2 separate regions of the Mus musculus genome follow, and region 1 is linked to region 2. A link is a loop called in an ENCODE intact Hi-C map of the cell type or tissue named here. Cell type or tissue: left cerebral cortex. All regions are shown on one strand. Links, peaks and the distances in the headings refer to the core of each region. The heading gives the core; the rest is flanking DNA. Region 1 overlaps Gm33616 (a long non-coding RNA gene). Region 2 overlaps Poc1a (POC1 centriolar protein A).

Region 1 (8,325 bases), core at 311-8,310, 110 kb after region 2:
GTGTGCGCTCGAATGACAAATAGAGCAGGCATAGCCTGGGCAATCCCTAACCCTCTAATCTCTAAATCCTGCTCCCCTAAGGTACAAGTCTCTTAGCCCAAGCACATGTCAGCAAGGAGGGCCATCGCCCTTGGTGTGTTTAAGCTGGGCAGAAACCTGGGGAAGGGCAGAGCAGGTAAAAGCTGAGAGCTTTTTTATTGAAGTATCAGGTGGCAGGCTTAGGCAGAGAGGGACAAAAGACTCTTTAGAGTGGTCACCCCAATGGATCATTCCTTTCAGTTCAAGGACCCCAGATATCCTGGGGTAGCAGACTGTCTCCATGCTACACAGCCCCCACCCTCAGTTCACCCACACCCTAGCAACTCTGAAACTCCTGCTAACTGGGCTCAAACCGTCTGTCGCTGGTGATTCACACACCTCTCCTCTTTCCTCTTCCTGACTAATTATAGCTCTTGCGTGTTTTTCCTCCTGGAAAAAAAAAATGTCTTCTTAAAAAAATATATCCCCAAGCCAGTGGTAATTAATTTGGAGAGCCTCGCTGTGTGCATTTCAGACTGGCTTTGAGGACGGGCAGGTCCCGGTGCGAGGGTATAGACCGAGCCACAGAGGAAGGAGTGATGCCGTCTGTGGGGTAGGTGTGAGGATAAGCAGCCGAAGCCCATGCCATTCTTCACCCGATCCATCATGGCTTTAGGGACCCTGAGGAGTAGCAGTTACAGTCGTGGGGACTCTGCTGAATACGATGTCCTGTGCTTAAGAACGAAACGCCTACCATATGCATAGACATCTGTACCCTGGTACTTCCTAAAGCATGCCTGGATATAGACACACCCTTTAGAAGAGGGCCCCACAGTCATCAGTGACCTAAATAGAGATAGGCTCTAGGGAAATTAAGTCCTCCAAGGGCAAGGGCTTCCCTCACTTGCCTTTTCGGGGAGTCACAGCCAGCCACTGTCCTGGAGCAGGGCGCCATTAGCATTCTCTAAGCTTCTCCAAAGTTTCAGCTGGTGTGGGCAGCTTGGGGAGGAAGGAGGGTCCAAGAACAACAGTGAAAGGGGCAATCTGACTGGATCGGGGGCAAAGAACCACAGGGTATCCACAGAGACAGACAGGAAGCTTCAACCAGAGACAGGTCTGGAACGATGACTGCGAGATAAAGATAAATAAATCCTAGAGAGATGAGACAGGAGCAGGGACCCAGCAAAGAGAGTAGTTGGAGTCCTGGACAGAGCCCCAGGGACAGCTGGGATGGGCAGGAAGCCCAGGTCCTTTGTAGCAGTGGGATGGGTTCTGCCAAAAGAACAGGGGCTTGGGGCTAGGATAGAGCTAGGACCAGGCTGAGGACCACTGAAAAGAAAGGCCCATGAGCAATGCCTTTATAAGGTTTGGGCTGCTGGTGAGGCTCCAAAGAGAAAGGGCAGGCATGGCACTCCAGATCAGATTTCAGTTATGAACATAGTACCTTCTGCCTTTATCAATTCAGAAAGACTACTTGGGGAATATCCCAGGATGCACTCTGGCCTTGGGATTGAAAGGACTAATGTTGATGGAGCGAGGGAGCTTGAGCAAGGTAGATGCAAACTCATGCTAGGATAGTAAATTCAAGGGCAGCCTGGGCTACACAGCAAGTTCTAGGTCAACCTAGGGTACAGAGTAAAAGTCTGTCTTTTTTTTTTTTTAATTAAAAATTATTAAGCCGGGCGGTGGTGGCGCACACCTTTAATCCCAGAACTTGGGAGGCAGAGGCAGGTGGATTTCTGAGTTCAAGGCCAGCCTGGTCTACAGAGTTCCAGGACAGCCAGGGATACACAGAGAAACCCTGTCTCGAAAAAAACCAAAAAAAAAAAAAATTTTTTTTACTTGCGCAGGTGTGTTCATGCATGTGTGCCGGATGTGTGCCTGCTAACCTTAAAGGCTGGGAAAGGATATCAGATGCCCTGGAACTGGAGTTATTGGCAGTTGTGAGCCATCTTGTGGGTGCTAGGAATCGACCCCAGGACCTCTGGAAGTGCAGCCAGTGCTCTAAACCACTGAGCTATGTCAGCCCTAAGATTCTATCTTAAACAAGTAACAAAGCACCTAGTATTGTGGGGTATGCCTGCAATCCCATTGTGATGGTTTGGATATGCTTGCCCCGGGGAATGGCACTATTAGAAGGTGTGGCTTTGTTGGAGTAGGTGTGTCACTGTGGGCATGGGCTTTAAGACCCTAGTCCTAGTTGCCTGGAAACTAGTCATTTCCTAGCAGCCTTCAGGTGAAGATGTAGAACTCTCAGCTCTTCCTGTACCATGCCTGCCTGGATGCTGCCATGTTCCTGCTTTGCTGATAATGGACTGAACCTCTGAACCTGTAAGTCAGCCCCAATTAAATGTTGGCCTTATAAGAGTAGCCTTGGTCATGGTGTCTGTTCACAGCCATAAAACCTCAAGACACCCAGTTTTCAGTAGGCAGACGCAGGAGAATCACTGGTAACTTTGGGAACCACCTGGTCTTTCTAGTGAGTTCTCATCCAATCAAGGCTACTTGACAAAACTCTGTCTTAAAATGAAAACAAAAACCAAAAACAAATGTGTGTGTGTGTATTCTTTTTGCTAATTCCTAATAATTATAATAAAAAAATAAACCTATCCCTTCTTCAGGCTCCTGAGACCAGATGGACTTCCTTAGCATAGCATATGACTACACTTCTTTCCCTGGGCCTAGATCCCTCAAGACAGAGTCTTTCAGATCCCCAGGACAAAACTGGACGACCTCCTCAAACTTCAGAACAGGATCTGCCACCTCAGGACAGAGCCCTGGTTGCTCTCTCTCAGATTCCTCAGGCCAAAGCCCATCAGCTTCTCAGATCCTCCCTCCAACCACCCAGATCAGGGAAAGACACACCCTCCCTCCCTCCCCCATTCCCCCTCCTCACCCCCCTCCCTCTGGCCATTGAGGAGGTGTTGACAGCTTGCTAACCACAGGCAGAATGCCTCTAACTTCAGCCATCACCTCCCCCCACTTCTCTGGACACCTGACATGGCCTCCCGCCTGGCCAGGGTCAGGGCTGGGTGCCCAGGACCTTTTAGCCAGGCAGCTGTCGGGATTTCCGGCAGCCACTTTCTTGTCTGGAATCTCCTGGCCAAGTCTGCGCTCTTCTGGGGTCCGTGTCTGAACTTTGGAGCATCTGTCGTTAGAAGGGAGAGGGATACAACAGAGAGCAGGTGGCCTTTGGTGGCCTTTAGCCCAGAAGGCTCAAGTACAGTGCCTGTGAGCACCAGGAATGGGGAGAAATGGCCGCCAATTCTGGGGCAGGACTTTAGCCAGTGCAGAAGTCAGGAGAGCTGGGAAATACTCGCTGGGGGTCCAGGCAGCCCATTGGATCTGCAATAAATGATGGGCCAGAAATTTCTTAAGGAAATGGATGGTTTTTCATAGGCCCACAAAACAAACCAGAAAACTTCCTTTGTGATGACTTATAACTAGAGACAGCATAGTTTGAGTTAATCCAGCCCATACTCTGAGTAGACCATACCACTGACCTCAGTTTTTTTATCTGTAAAATGGATAAATGGATTACAGTAAACCCTCCTCTTTCCCCCCCCTCTCTCTCCTCCTCCTCCTCCTCCTCCTCTTCCTCTCCTTCCTTCTCCTCTCCCCCCTCCTCCTCTTCCTCTTCCTGCTCTCTCTCTCTCTCTCTTTGAGACAAGGTCTGGTCTCTCTCTTTAGCTGTCCTGGAACTCACTCTGTAGACCAGGCTGGCCATGAACTCACATAGATCTGCCTGTCTCTGCCTCTTTAGTCCTGGGCTTAAAGGTGTTTGCCATGACAGTCAGTGATGGTAACCAAGGCTCCACCTAGAGGCTCCAAACCTTTCCCTGAAGCCATCTTCCTCCTGCTAAGCACCTAATGATTTAAGCAGATAGGCGGCCCTTAGCTACCTACCCCAACCCACTGTAACCCAGGGCGACCACACTGAGCTCTGCAGGAAAAAGAAGCCTGGATGAGCACTCAGAATGGAGATCTAGAGTGGAATTCCTCCTGGAAGTGAACGTGGCTGAGCCCCTTCCCTCCCAGCCTCTGCAAAATGGGGAGCTGTTGGCTGAGTGCCTGCTCCTCTGATGTGGAAGCCAAAGACTGTGCCCGGATATCTTCTATCCTCTGTCTTCACTCGGCCTCCCTGCCTTCCAAGCTCTTCTGACCTTTGGCCCCAGCTCCTTCAACAAGATGAGGAGGAGGAGAGATGGCCACCCCCATCCCAGACCTTTTTTAGCCCCCCTGGGAACTCGGCGTCCTCCCAGCAAGGGTGCGTGGGTCGCAGTGAGTATTAATAGCTTGGCTGGAGGAGGTGACAGGGACTATCTCATAGCCAAACTCTGGAAACTTCACTTCCTAGGCAGGCCAGACAATTCTCCTGTCCCCACCTCCCCTATTGGCTCTAAGCTTCTCCATTTCTGTTTCCCCTGGGGCTCTCTCAGCCCCACAGCTCCCACCCCCTCAGGCATGCCTCTAGCTGCCTCTTGGTTTGAGCCTTCATGAGATCCTCTTGGGCCAGAGCTCTAGTAGGTTAATGGCGTAAGGCTGCTCTGTGACCTGCCCATGGGAGACAGAGGGGAGCTTGACTGTGACAAGGATTTTGTCTGCACCCTTCCTGCCCTGTCCCCTGACTGGCTGCCCCTTCCTGCATGATTCCTCCATCTTTGGTTCTCATGAAGCTGTGGTATGTTCTCAACATTTTTGTCCTTGCTCTGTTGGCCGTAGGAAGAAGTGGAGAAACTGAGGCAGAATAATGCCAGTCTGGGGAAAGTGCTTCCATGCTGTTCAGGTGGACCACCTCTCAGGGCTGCTTGGCAAAGAATGACACTCTGAGCTGTGACTGGGGACAGTGCTGTAGTCCAGTGTTGCCTCTAAGGCTAGGCTGTGGGGACAGCCACAAACCTATACACAACCGGTCTAGAGCACTGGGGGAAGGTGATGCCGAATCTGGTAACATGGAAGGAGCATGGTAAATGCTAGATGTGACCCACAGTTTAGCGATTAGCAATGGAGATGGGGCGGGGGGGGGGAGCAGGGGGCATCCTGAGGACCGGAAAGCTGAGATGGAGCCTCAGAAAGTGGGGCTTTGGTCCCTAGCTCCTTCAAAAGTCATATTCAACCCCTGGAAGCCCCATCTTGCTTATTCTCTGTTCTCAGCCTGACTGATCTAGTTCTAGCAAGTTTCTGGGTCTCTGAGGGACTCCTCCTCAGTCAGCAGCAGCAGCTGACTAACATAACCCTCTGACCCCTGACCTCTAACCCTACCTTAGTCTAAGTTCTAGTCTTGACCCCAGGCTGATTTTGCACCTCTACCCTCATTAGATCTGAGTACTGTTCCTGCCCTGTAGCACCTGATTTCAGATCAAGTCTGGACCTCTGCTGCCAAGCAAGGTTAAAAAAAAACAAAAAACAAAAACAAACCTCCAAACTGAGGCTAGATGGATGCAGGATCTCTGACTGTGACTCAACTGAGCCTCACACCAGTGCCAGGCCTAGGGAGACTAGTCCCCCTCCTCTCGTTCTCAACTTCTATCCTTGGTTCACCCAGGTCCCTCGTTCTAGAGGAGGCTTTGTGTGCCTCACAGGCACCTCGCCCTAGGTCTTGAAGCAAGATGACACTAGGAACATGTCACACCAGGTGATTTGTGACTTGGAAGAACAGAGGTGGAAATGAATTCTATTTCTGGGACGAAGCTTACTGGTTTAGACTGAGGACAGAGCAGAACCCTCAGTGGAATAGGGAGGGGAGGAGGTAGATGGACCCTCAGACACACAAATACAGTGTGATGGCTAATCTGAGACTGGGGCAAAACTCTCCTGGGGCAAAATGGCAGACATCCATACCCCAAATTGTAGCAACACACACCCTTAACCCCTGCATCTGATTTTCTCTCTAGTGAAGGAATATGCACTCCTGGAGGCTCAGAGTAGAAACTGGGTTTAAATCTTGGTTCTCCATCCTAGGAACACTGACCTGAGCCAAACTGCACAGCCTCAGCCCACAGTAGCCTCTGTATTCCTTTCTGTAAAATGGGATCCTCTGCTACATTCATTTCACAAGTTTACAACTTCAAAATGCAATTGCCTAGTGAGTCTCTGCACATGCTCAATGCACACAGAGAACCCAGGAGAGCTGAGTAGGTATGGGGGTGCACGTCTGTAATTCCAGAACCCCAGAAGTGAAGACAGGAGGGTCAGTTCATGACCAGTCTCGGCTGCATAGTGGATGTGAAGCCAGCCAGGGCTATGTGAGCTCCTATCTTTTAAAAAAAATCAAAATCAAAAAAGAAGGGAGAGCTAAAATTAGCCCTGATTATGAGACGAAGGCCCCCATTTGCTGCCCTGCCTTGAGCACTCATCTCACCCTCTGAGCCAAGGGCTCCTGAGAGACACACACTGGAAACCCTGAATAAGATTCGTGGCCTGCAGCAGACGCACAGGCTGACAATTACAGGAGCTGGGACAACATGGGATTTGTCAGCCTGGAATTAGGTCACAGAACTCTTAAAAACCAAGAAACTACAGAAGCCCCAATAACTCAGCATCCTGGGGGACAATGCTCATCGAATTTCCTGAACCAAGCACAAAGGGCACAAACAGACCAAAAAATGGGCAGGGGGAGCGAGCGGGGGTGGGGTGGGAGGGAGAAGCAGAGATCCTGCCTGGCAGCAGCCTGGGCACTCTCAGACCCTGAAGCACCCTTTAGGGAGGCTGAGAGTTCAGAGAGGGTGAGGGCTCCTCTGGCTTCACTAGGGTCTTATTTTTTAAAGATGTATTTTATTTTTAATTATGCGTGTATGTATGCATCTGTGTAGAGTATGTGCACATGGGTGCAGGTACCCACAGTGGCCAGAAGAGGGCATCAGATTCCCCTGGAGCTAGAGTTACAAACAGTTGTAAAGCCAGGTGGTGGCAGTGGTGGCGCACACCTTTAATCGCAGCACTTAGGAGGCGGAGGCAGGTGGATCTCTGAGTTTGAGGCCAGCCTGGTCTATAGAGCAAGTTCCAGGACAGCCAGTGCTACACAGAGAAATCTTATCTTAAAAAACAAACAAACAGGGCTGGAGAGGTGGCTCAGCAGTTAAGAGCACTGATTGCTCTTCCAAAGGTCCTGAATTCAATTCCCAGCAACCACATGGTGGCTCACAACCATCTGTAATGAGATCTGGCACCCTCTTCTGGAGTGTCTGAAGACAGCTACAGTGTACTTACATATAATAAATAAATAAATCTAAAAAAAAAAAATCACCAAAAAAATAGAACAGAACAAAAATAAAAACAAAAACCAGTTGTAAACTGATGGACTTGGGTTCTGGGAACTGAACTTGGGTCCTCTGCAAGAGCAGTATGTACTCTTAACTGCTAACCTATGTCTCCAGCTCACTACTACGGACTTGAATCTCCCCATTTCTTGGGGATTCTTCTCTTCTTCTTTTCTTCTAGATCACTTCCCTGGCCTGTCTACTCTCTTCTGACTCCTAGGCTGGGTGAATCCTTGGGGCTGTCCCTGCTTCCCTTGGCCTTCATGATCGTGTCCTACAGAGTGGAATTCTGACATACTCATGACCACAAGCCCTCTCCTCTGGCCTCCCTTACAAGTGCAGAAAGCTTTGGCCTGTAGGAAGGATGCATGTATTGAACAAGCATTGAGCATATGTGGAGACACCTACTGTATAGCAGGGATTTACATACAACCTCTCTAATCTGGGAGCCCAAAGACCAGGCAGGGGAATGACATACCCAAGACCACTTTGCTGAAGATGGCAAGGGAGTTCTAAACTGCAGCTAGTGTCCTGAGAGGAGAGAGGCACTTATGTTGCAGCTGTCTAACAAGCTGTGGTTTAAGGGGCTGCGACAGCCACCTGTGGCCTGATCTCTGGAATGGGGGTGGGGGTGCTAGCTGGCTAAGCAAACCCTTCCCCTTGGTGCCAGTCCCACATGACCTTTCTAGGTGGTTAATGAGGGCCCAGACACCACTCAGTAATTGGCCTCATTAGGCAGCTAGGACTGCTCAGGGGATGGGGTGGCGGATGCTGGGGCCCTGTGGGGACAGGCCAGACAGCAGCCTGTTAATTACCTGAGAAATCAGACAATTAGGCTTTCTGCCACCCTCCTGCCCATGTCCTGCTGGCCCCTAATTACTGAATGGCTGCTGAGCAGGCCAGGAGTGACCTGAATTTGGACCTGGGACCAGCCCCTGCCATTTCCCCACCTCTATTCTCTGCCTCCACCGTAGGCTACAGAGACCTGGCTGGGTATCTCCTTCAGGGATCTAACCCTGCAGACCCCTGACCTCTGCTTCTTTCCCAG
Region 2 (8,325 bases), core at 156-8,155:
TTCTCTCAGCCAGGGACACTTCAGTGTGGACTGCAAATGGCATTCCCAGTATTCTGATGCATTATTCAGCACACAAAGGCAAACCTGTTGACATTGTTCTTTCTGCATCTGTTTGTCATCTGTTCCCTGCTCACTGGGTCACACAGGAGGGAGACGAAGTGAAGGTCATGGTCCTACTCTTTGGTGCTTTCAGCCTGGGCTGTGAAGGACTGCACTTAAGGCAGAGGCGCTAAGGGACTAAGAAGGGCAGGCTGAGTCTTAGAGTACTGGCAGGGTTGGGTAAGAGTGAGCAGGCCCTGCCTGTGTCCTGTGGTGTAGCTCAGATGGAGGTGATAGTCAGAATATAAAGTCCAAGGATTTCTCCTTGCTCCTCCTCTAAGTTCTCTGTCCAGTACAGCGACAGGGTTGTTTGTCACATGCTACAGGTTCCTCTTCTTGAGGTCTGTGATGCACAGCCCTCTGCTGTGGTAGTTAGTGCAGGCCCAGGGATTCCCTAGGCGTGGTTTCTTCAGACTTCTGCAAGCTGGCCAGGAAGCCAGGGATTGCCTGGCTCTGCTCCATGCCCGTGTTTCCCAGAATTCCTGCCCTTTTAGAGACACTTGTTCTTTGTCTACCTCCTCCTCTTATCGAGACCCCTGTGCACTCACAGCTGGTGGTGGCCACTCAGCGCTGTCCTCCACACCAAGTTTCCTCTCAGTATAGGGTGGCTGGTTTGCGCTTTCTTTTGGGTGCTTACTAATGTAGAAGTAAGTGACTTCTGGTTTGAGAAGTTGAGTGTCAGGGTTAAGGAGAGGCAGTAAATATGAAGTCGGGGCTGAACAGAGAAAAAGGCCATGACCGCTCGTATGTGCGGTGGTGGAGAAGGCTTATTGTAGATAAAAGAGAGATCCTAACCTGAGGCAGGGATATCTGGGAGAGTCTAGAGCCACCATGATCCTGAGCCAGGCTGTGTGAAGAGGGAAAGGAGAGAAGAGCCAGAGAGTAAAGGGTAGACAAAAAGGATTGCTAACCAAAATGGCTGGATTATGTAGGGAAGGGCACACCAGCCATACCCTGTAATAGGTAGGAACTGAGGGATGCTGGGAGAACCTGGCTTCTAAGTCTGCTTGGGTATGTTAAATAGGCACCTCAGCCATTTGCCATGGTTTGAGGCCTAACAAAGGCTGCTTGAGCCTCCCCAGCCCAGTCCCACTCACCCACCTGGCTCTGCCCTGTTTGGAGGTCCAGTGTCAGCTTCCCAAAGGGGAGAATGTTATAGGAGAACAGCCTTGAATATCAGCATAGTTGGTTAAAAAAGCCCACCAGCTGGATGGAACTCTCTCTGAAGATGGAGAGCTGTGGTCAAGAGTGGTCTCTGATCCACTCTATCCTTGGAGGTTGGTCTAGGCTGTCTGTGATTTGAGAGTTTGTCAGCTGCTACCAAGCAGGTTGGCTTAGCTGCTGGAAGAGGCTCTCTCCGGCTGAGTCCTTGAGAGAATATCTAGCTGGGAGTCACGTCGTCACAAGAGGCTGTAGACCACTGGTTCCCAGGCCCAAGTACTACTGCACTTGGGTCGTCCATTCCCTGCCTTGATCTTCCAGAGGATGTGCAGGTGGGCTCTGGTGCCTTAAGCTTTCACATCCTGTTCCAGGGGGCAGTGGTTTGATGGGGGATTAAGCACAGCTGTCGCCATCCTACACCCCACTCCCAGCTTTATGTGGCTTAGAAGCTCTAGGGCTTGCAAGTGGCTTCGCCCTGCAGAGAAGCAGCCTGGCAGATTTGGAAACCCTTCTGAGGACAGGTGACACTGAGAGCCTCCTGAGCTTCTCAGGACAGCAGAGCTGAGACAGGCGCTCACATCACAGTCTCTGCCACACCCACTTGCCTGTCTCATGGCTTTGACATTTGCGCCATGGCTTTTACCCTTGGCTCTGCATCACTGGTCTGGATAAGATGCCAGCAAGTCTCATAGCTACTGAATCGCTACTTTGTGTGACCCTGTTCTGGCCTAGTAGGAGGGGCACCCCAGGAAACTAGCCTAAACTTGGGAGACACAACGGTGGGTTATGGGGCTCTCTGTGCGTGGTGGTCCCCAGGCATAATCCCTAGACCGATGTCACCGGGAAGTGCACTGAGTAAAGTAACTTCCTTGGGCTGAGGGTGGAGCCCGGGGGAGGTCAGCCTCAGTCACACCAGGAAGCAGCCCTTGATCAGGAGAGAGGGGCTATGCACGCTCTGTGCTTCCATGTCCTGTCAGGGCAAGGCCTAAGCAGGCCCTTCGGGGAGACTGTAGGGGAGGGTCCCACATAGGAGGAAGGGCCAGGGCTGCAATGCTTTGGGTGACTCTCATCTGGGTTGAGGCCACAGCTGCCTCAGTGCGCCTTTCCGTTGTCTCCCTGGGCACAGGGGCATTAGCACGAAGTAACTTGCCAAGCACCAGGTTGAGCGCAAAATCAACTCAGTCAGCTTTGTGTTTCTTAGATTGGACCTGTGCGCAGATGTGGAAGGCAGCTATCAGCCAAGGAGCCATTCTCTGGTGTATGCTGGGCCAGACTTCCCGCAGCCCGGGGTTTGCTGTGAGACTAGGGGCTCACTATGGGGTGAGGGCTCACATTGTGGGGCACAGGACTTAGTTTTGGGTGATGTCTTACTTTGCTGAGCTAAAGGCTCACCTGAGTTGAGAGGCTCACTCTTGAGTGAGGAGTTTGCTGTTTGGGAGGGCCTCATTTTGGGGTAAAGGACTGATTCTGTTGAGCTAAGGACTTCCTCTGTGGGTTCCGGGGCTCTTACTGTGTAGAGTGAGCTGAGGGCTCACTCCGCAGGGTAAGCAGATTGCCTGGGTCCACTTCTTGTTTGCTATAACAAATGCCTTAGGGCCACACCTCCAGACTTAGCAGCATACTGTAGCGGTCCCAGCATTGAGGAGCCTAAGGCAGAAGGTTTACAAGTTCAAGGACAACCTGGGCTAATAGTAAGCTGTTGCCTCAAAACAACAGCTATAAATAAAAAATTTCCCCAAGTTGGGAAATTGATGAAGATAGGAAGTTGTTTTCTCGTGCTCTGAGACTGGGAGGGCCAAGATTAAGGCGCTGGCCGGTGAGGGTTGTTGCTGTTCTCTGCTTTCAAGGTAGTACCTCGACACCGCCTGCTTCTGGGGATGAGTGTCATGTCCTGTGTCATGAGTTCTACCTCACTTGGCAGAGAATAGGTGGGCAAAAAAGCCAAATACCCTGTCCGTTTATAAGGCAGAGCATGATGACTGGATTTTCCCTTAAAGACCACACTTTGGAGCACTGCAAATTTTGGGACTAAATTTTAGCATGAATTTTTAGAAGAACAAAAACATCCAAACCATTCAGAGCGATAGAAATTGGTAAGTTTATTGTAGGCATAAAGATTTCTAGTGTTGTCATGTGGGCTGGCTTTGGAACTCAGATTCCCGTAGTCCATTTCACAGTCCATGTTGCTTGCCTGCATGAGGCGTGTGTGGCCAGCTCTTCTGAGGTTCTGTGGGGACACTCCTGAGTGACATGGCTGACAGGCCAGCGAGCAGGGTGAGTTCTTTGCTGGCTTGGACTTGCGTGGGTCCTGGCCCTTTTTCGCTCTGCCTTAGCTTGAAGCCTCTCAGCAATGGTGGGAGGCAGGGGACTGTCTGCAAGCCACCGGATGCAAGCCTGAGTGGACACTGCCGCTCTGTCACTCACTGGATCACAACAGCTCCAGAGGGGGCTTGCTCCAAGTCTGAAGCTTGGGGTCTGCCACTATCGTGACGCCAAGCAGGAAGGAAGGTTTCCCAGCTCGTCTCTCCACTCAGGGCAGATTTAGGGAATTGAGAGCTGTAAAGGAGCTGCCGTGCGCCCCCTCATCTTACGTCAGGGAACACCAGCAGGAGAGGGAAGGGCTTTCCCACTAACTGCAGCTGTCATTTAAAGCTTCGTGCCCCGAGCAGGGCCCTCACAGATCTGTGTGGCAAGTGTGGGGGCAAGATGCTAGAAATACAGTTTTATTTTTCTATATTTTCTGAAACACAGTCTTGAGCCACGCTCATTTTGGTTTAAATCCTCTCGAGCTATTTGGGAGAGGATGGTGGGTGGGCGTGGGCGTGGGCGGAGAGTTAAATCTGGAATTAGTGGCTGCGCACTTGGTATGCATGTTACTGCAGACTGTTACTGCGGAGAGACTGAGTAGCAGGCTGTCCGGTGAACACAGGCGTCTGCCCTAATGTGGGTGGGAACGCTTGCATTGGACAGAGCCTGCTCCTGAGGGACCCACAAATGTGTCCTGGGCACGTGGGGCTGGGCTTGGGGAACTGTTGGAGAGAGAAGAATCTTTGGTGCTTGTGCAACCCCTGGGCTTCAGCAGTGGAGGTGAGATTCTGGAACGGGTCTGTTCACCCTGTGTCCTGAGTCATTAAGTCCTCCTCCAGTCACTTCATTTTGGAGTATGTTGGTAGTCATGGGGTCGTACTTGGGATTGGTTAGACCCCTCTGGGAAATGTAAGGAGCCATGTAGACAGTAGTAGCATGCACCACCGTTAAGAAAGCAGAGTCAGCCTGGCCCCTTGTCACCTTCTAGCAACCCGAGTCGAGAGCTGGGAGCAGGGTCCTGCCCGAGTCAGGGTTGAGAGACTTGCTGTCCCTGGGTAGCTCCTCCTACACAGAGTTGCAATGTCCCTGTGGGTCACCACTTAGATATATAAACACCTCATAGGCTGGGCTGAATTTCAGCACAGGGTCAGAGGTCAGAGCACCCACACCAAAGTCCCCTGCCCTCCTAGTCACCACATCTCTGATGGCCACTCTTCTTTTTGTCCTTCTCAAGGAGCGTGTGGTGTGATAGCCCTGTTTGCTTACTGGTACCTGGCTAGGCTTCGGCCAGTGTGAGGAGAGTGCCGAGGTCTGGATGGGCTGCTTAAGGGTAACATGGTATGCAGTCCGCTTACTCACTATGGGGCTGTTCTGCCTGTCTGCCTTGCCTCCTTCCCTGCCTCCCTCTCTCCTCCCTCCCTCCTTTCTTCCTTCCGTCCTTTTCCTCGTTTCACTGATGCTTGCTGTTTAAAGGAAATAGACATAGAACTGACCAGATTGCTTGTGGGTAAAGAACCTTGCCGCCAAGCCTGATGACCTATATTCCCTACCCAGAACCCACCTCTGCAAGTAGTCCTGCTTCCGCATGTGTGCCATGGTGCGCATGTTCTTGTTAAATAACTAAATAAAGTGTAGAGGAAGAAAACAGAATAGCATAGATTCTGTGAGGCTGGAAATTGACCAGGGAAAGAGGCATGTGGTGAAATGGCAGTGTGAGCTCAGCCAAGCACCGCAGGGTGAGGAGAGAAACAGGGCAGATACCGTGTGTATGCAGTGTTCATGACAGATTAAGAAATGTCACCTCATAGAACAGCTTCGGGGAAGGAGTGGCCTGGCCTGCTGAGCTTGATCACCTGCATGGGTGCAGTCAGGAAGCAGACACGGGGGGGGGGGGGGGGGAGGGGGGGCAGACAGGCTTGCCAGCATGTGGGACTCTGCTGCTGTGGGGTGCAGGGCAGCTGGAAGCTACACTGCCGAAGGCCCAGCAAGAGATGATACTCAGGCTACATTTAGGACCTGAGGAGGGACCAGGGACAGGCCTGTCCTTGGGAGGGAAGAACCCAGCAGCATTCCTGCCTGGAGCCGGGTGCAGGGCGCTAGGAGTTATTGATCAAATGAAAGGAACAGGCCGCCACCAAGCTAAAACACACCGTAGCTGATCAGTGACATGCATAGAAAAGAAGATTCATTCACTTCCAAATAACTGACTGCCTGAAGAAGAGCTTGAGTCAAAACTGGCAATTTGGGAGGGCACGTCTGTGAGCGCATTACAGACTAGGAACTTGCGGGATCTGGCGAAGGTGGAGTCACAGACAAGTGTATTGAAGATGAAGGATGATTGAGAATGACCGAGGAGCTGGTGCTGGGGGCTCTACAAGGAATCCTGAGAAAGAGGCCTTTTCTGGCCCAGCCTTTGAGGAGCAGCGAGCAGTCAAGTAGGTAGAACATTGCTGAAGAAGGGAGGAAAGAGCCTGGCAAGGTGAGCAGAGGTCAGGCAGAGGTCAGCAACAGAGCCTGGTCTGCGAAGTCAGTCTGAAGTACATCATCATGTGATCTCGTCATCAAGCAAACATTGCGGCCTGCACTTGACAAACAGAGGTGGCCACAATGGCCCGGTGATGCAGTCTGAGGAGCACAGGCTGCACTCAGCGCCAAGGCTGCTTCCTAGGGCTCTGGACAAGCTAACAAGACACTGGAGGAATGCTGTTCTTTCTAGGGGTGCAGAGGGTCCTGGTTGCAGGCGTCTTGCAGTTCTCTTAGTAGACAGGTGCTGCTGGGGAGGAGTGTGGGCCTCACAGAGCCTCCTGGCTGCGGGTGCATCCCTGAAGTGCAGCACCTGGCCTCTCGCCCTGACCCCTATAAGCGGGGTGCGTTCTCCAGTGAGCACTGCTGTTGCTGCCGCCATCTTGTCCCCAGCCTGGCATCTGGTGGTGGAGTGATGACAGGCAAGGGGAGTGGGCCACCCGTGTGCGTGTGCTGGCTGCATGCTGACCCCTCCTGGCGCTCTTCCCATGAGCTCTGGATGGGCAGAGGGGCTGGTCTGCCTTTGATGAGCTCTGGATGGGTGGAGGGGCCGGTCTGCTTTTGAAACCCTGTGCTCTGGTTTCTTCCTGTTTCTTTCTTACCACTTTGGGTTTTCCCCCCTCACAATGAAGAAGCATTTTGTTGTCTTATTTATTTATTTATTTATTTATTTATTTATTTATTTATTTATTTATTTATTTATTTATTTATTTATTTTACTCTACCACTGCCATACATTCATTAAAAACTTCCAAATATGAAATGGCCACGATGGGAAGAATCAGATAGACATTCTTGGAAAGTGTATCACCTCTCTCCGTCAGGCTTGTAACCCCTTGTCACCTGTCCACTGGAAGGGACACTCCCCAGCTCCACTCTCTGCACGTACAGCCAGTGTTACTCAGAAATGGAGTCACATGGACCAGGAGGCCTTGCACCTGGTATTTGATACTCACTGTTCACGGATGTGAGTGGGCAGTGTTCCCTATCAGTAAAAGTGGGTCTGTGTTATCTTAGTTGACCGTAGCTTAGAATTCCTGGGGCTGCCAGGGATAGGGTACACCGGAGCCTGTGGCTCCACTTGTGTGGAGAGGGGGGTGACAGGTAGGTGTTGGCTTTGTATTGTATCCACTTGGGCTTTGTTTCCCCCAGCTTGCAGTAGCAAAGGCACACACCGTCCTCTGGGGATGAGATGGGTTAGTGCAGGTGCAGAGCTCTGAGCCATCGCTAGCTGATGTGGGACTCTTTCTGTCTCTCACTCCATTCTGAACACCTCTGAGAGAAAGAACTAGAAATGGAAGTGTGAGCAGGCATGTACCCTCTTGTCTCTGCTCAACCTGCCTGTCTCCTGGGCGAGGAGAAGCTGCTCATGGCTGTGAGGTCTCTTCCCAACCTAAGCTATGCTGACTGCAGGGAGTCTCCCTAGCTTCCCCTAGTCTCTAGCCCAGACTATGCTGCTAAAGGTCTCTGCTGTGGGCAGGTCTTTTCTCTGTGTAGCCTTGACCGTCCTGGAACTCACTCTGTAGACCAGGCTAGCCTCAAACTCAGAAATCCACCTCCTGCCCCTGCCTCCCAAGTGCTGGGATTAAAAGAGTGCGCCACCACTGCCCGGCGTGGGCAATTCTTGTTACACTCTGGTGGTCTAGAGGAGCTGAGATGACCTTTGTGACAGATGTAGGAGACGACCTTTGACCTGGTTTTGCCTGCAGCATGCCAGGCACTTGCCATGGGAAATGTGACGCTGGAGGTTGACGTGTAAAGGTTGCGTCTGCGGCTGTGACCAGCTCCTTGCTTGGCTTATCTTTCTGGAATGGATTCCAGGCATATGGGGAGGAATGGTCTTTCTCTATTAGAACGTGATGCTCCTCCCTTCAACCCAACCTGGGCGTGCTTGTCGGAGAGTGCTGCTGAGTATGTACTTGCCACTCCCCTTTAGATGGTCGCTCTGACCGTCAGTCCCTAGGAAGCCAGAGCAGCACATCACCCAATGTTAGGCCCAAACTTAAGGAAAATGCATGTGCATTGCAGAGACATTGGTGTCATTTGGTCCACTACCCAGGCACCTTCAGGGTTTCCCTCTTCAGCCCCCTTCTTGTTGTTCATACCCCTGACTTTGCCTTGTTCATTCGAGCCACTGGCTCCTCCTTGGGGCTCCCATTTCTCTGGGCTGCAGCAGGGCAGTGTTAGGCTTACACCAGAGAGGTGAGTGCTGATCTCAGCTGTGAATCTCACAGG

Evidence for each region. Hi-C counts contacts between places; a loop is a spot of excess contacts. Peaks named below come from ENCODE experiments on the same cell type or tissue, not always from the same donor. Only the 100,000 strongest peaks of a DNase experiment are listed, where the experiment ranks them.
Region 1: a loop joins it to region 2, with 3 times the contacts of the local background. A loop is called at or near these places in 14 of 42 quality-filtered maps.

The regions. Positions count from the first base shown.
Region 1 is chr9:106,402,412-106,410,736 of GRCm38, forward strand. The region is part of intron 2 of Gm33616 (a long non-coding RNA gene); the gene reads right to left. Gm46131 (a long non-coding RNA gene) reads right to left here. Exons shown (of 3, transcript XR_001779300.2): 3 at 3,087-3,363. Among named protein-coding and RNA genes, the nearest start is that of Gm46131, 7.7 kb to the right of the region's middle. In left cerebral cortex, for the core only: a CTCF peak has its summit at 6,861 (motif pointing right); DNase peaks (open chromatin) are centred at 402, 750 and 4,273; H3K27ac peaks cover 4,629 bases.
Region 2 is chr9:106,296,532-106,304,856 of GRCm38, forward strand. All of the region lies in intron 7 of Poc1a (POC1 centriolar protein A), which reads left to right. Among named protein-coding and RNA genes, the nearest start is that of Poc1a, 20 kb to the left of the region's middle. In left cerebral cortex, for the core only: a CTCF peak has its summit at 7,269; DNase peaks (open chromatin) are centred at 4,009, 5,105 and 5,679; H3K4me3 peaks cover 830 bases; H3K27ac peaks cover 5,041 bases.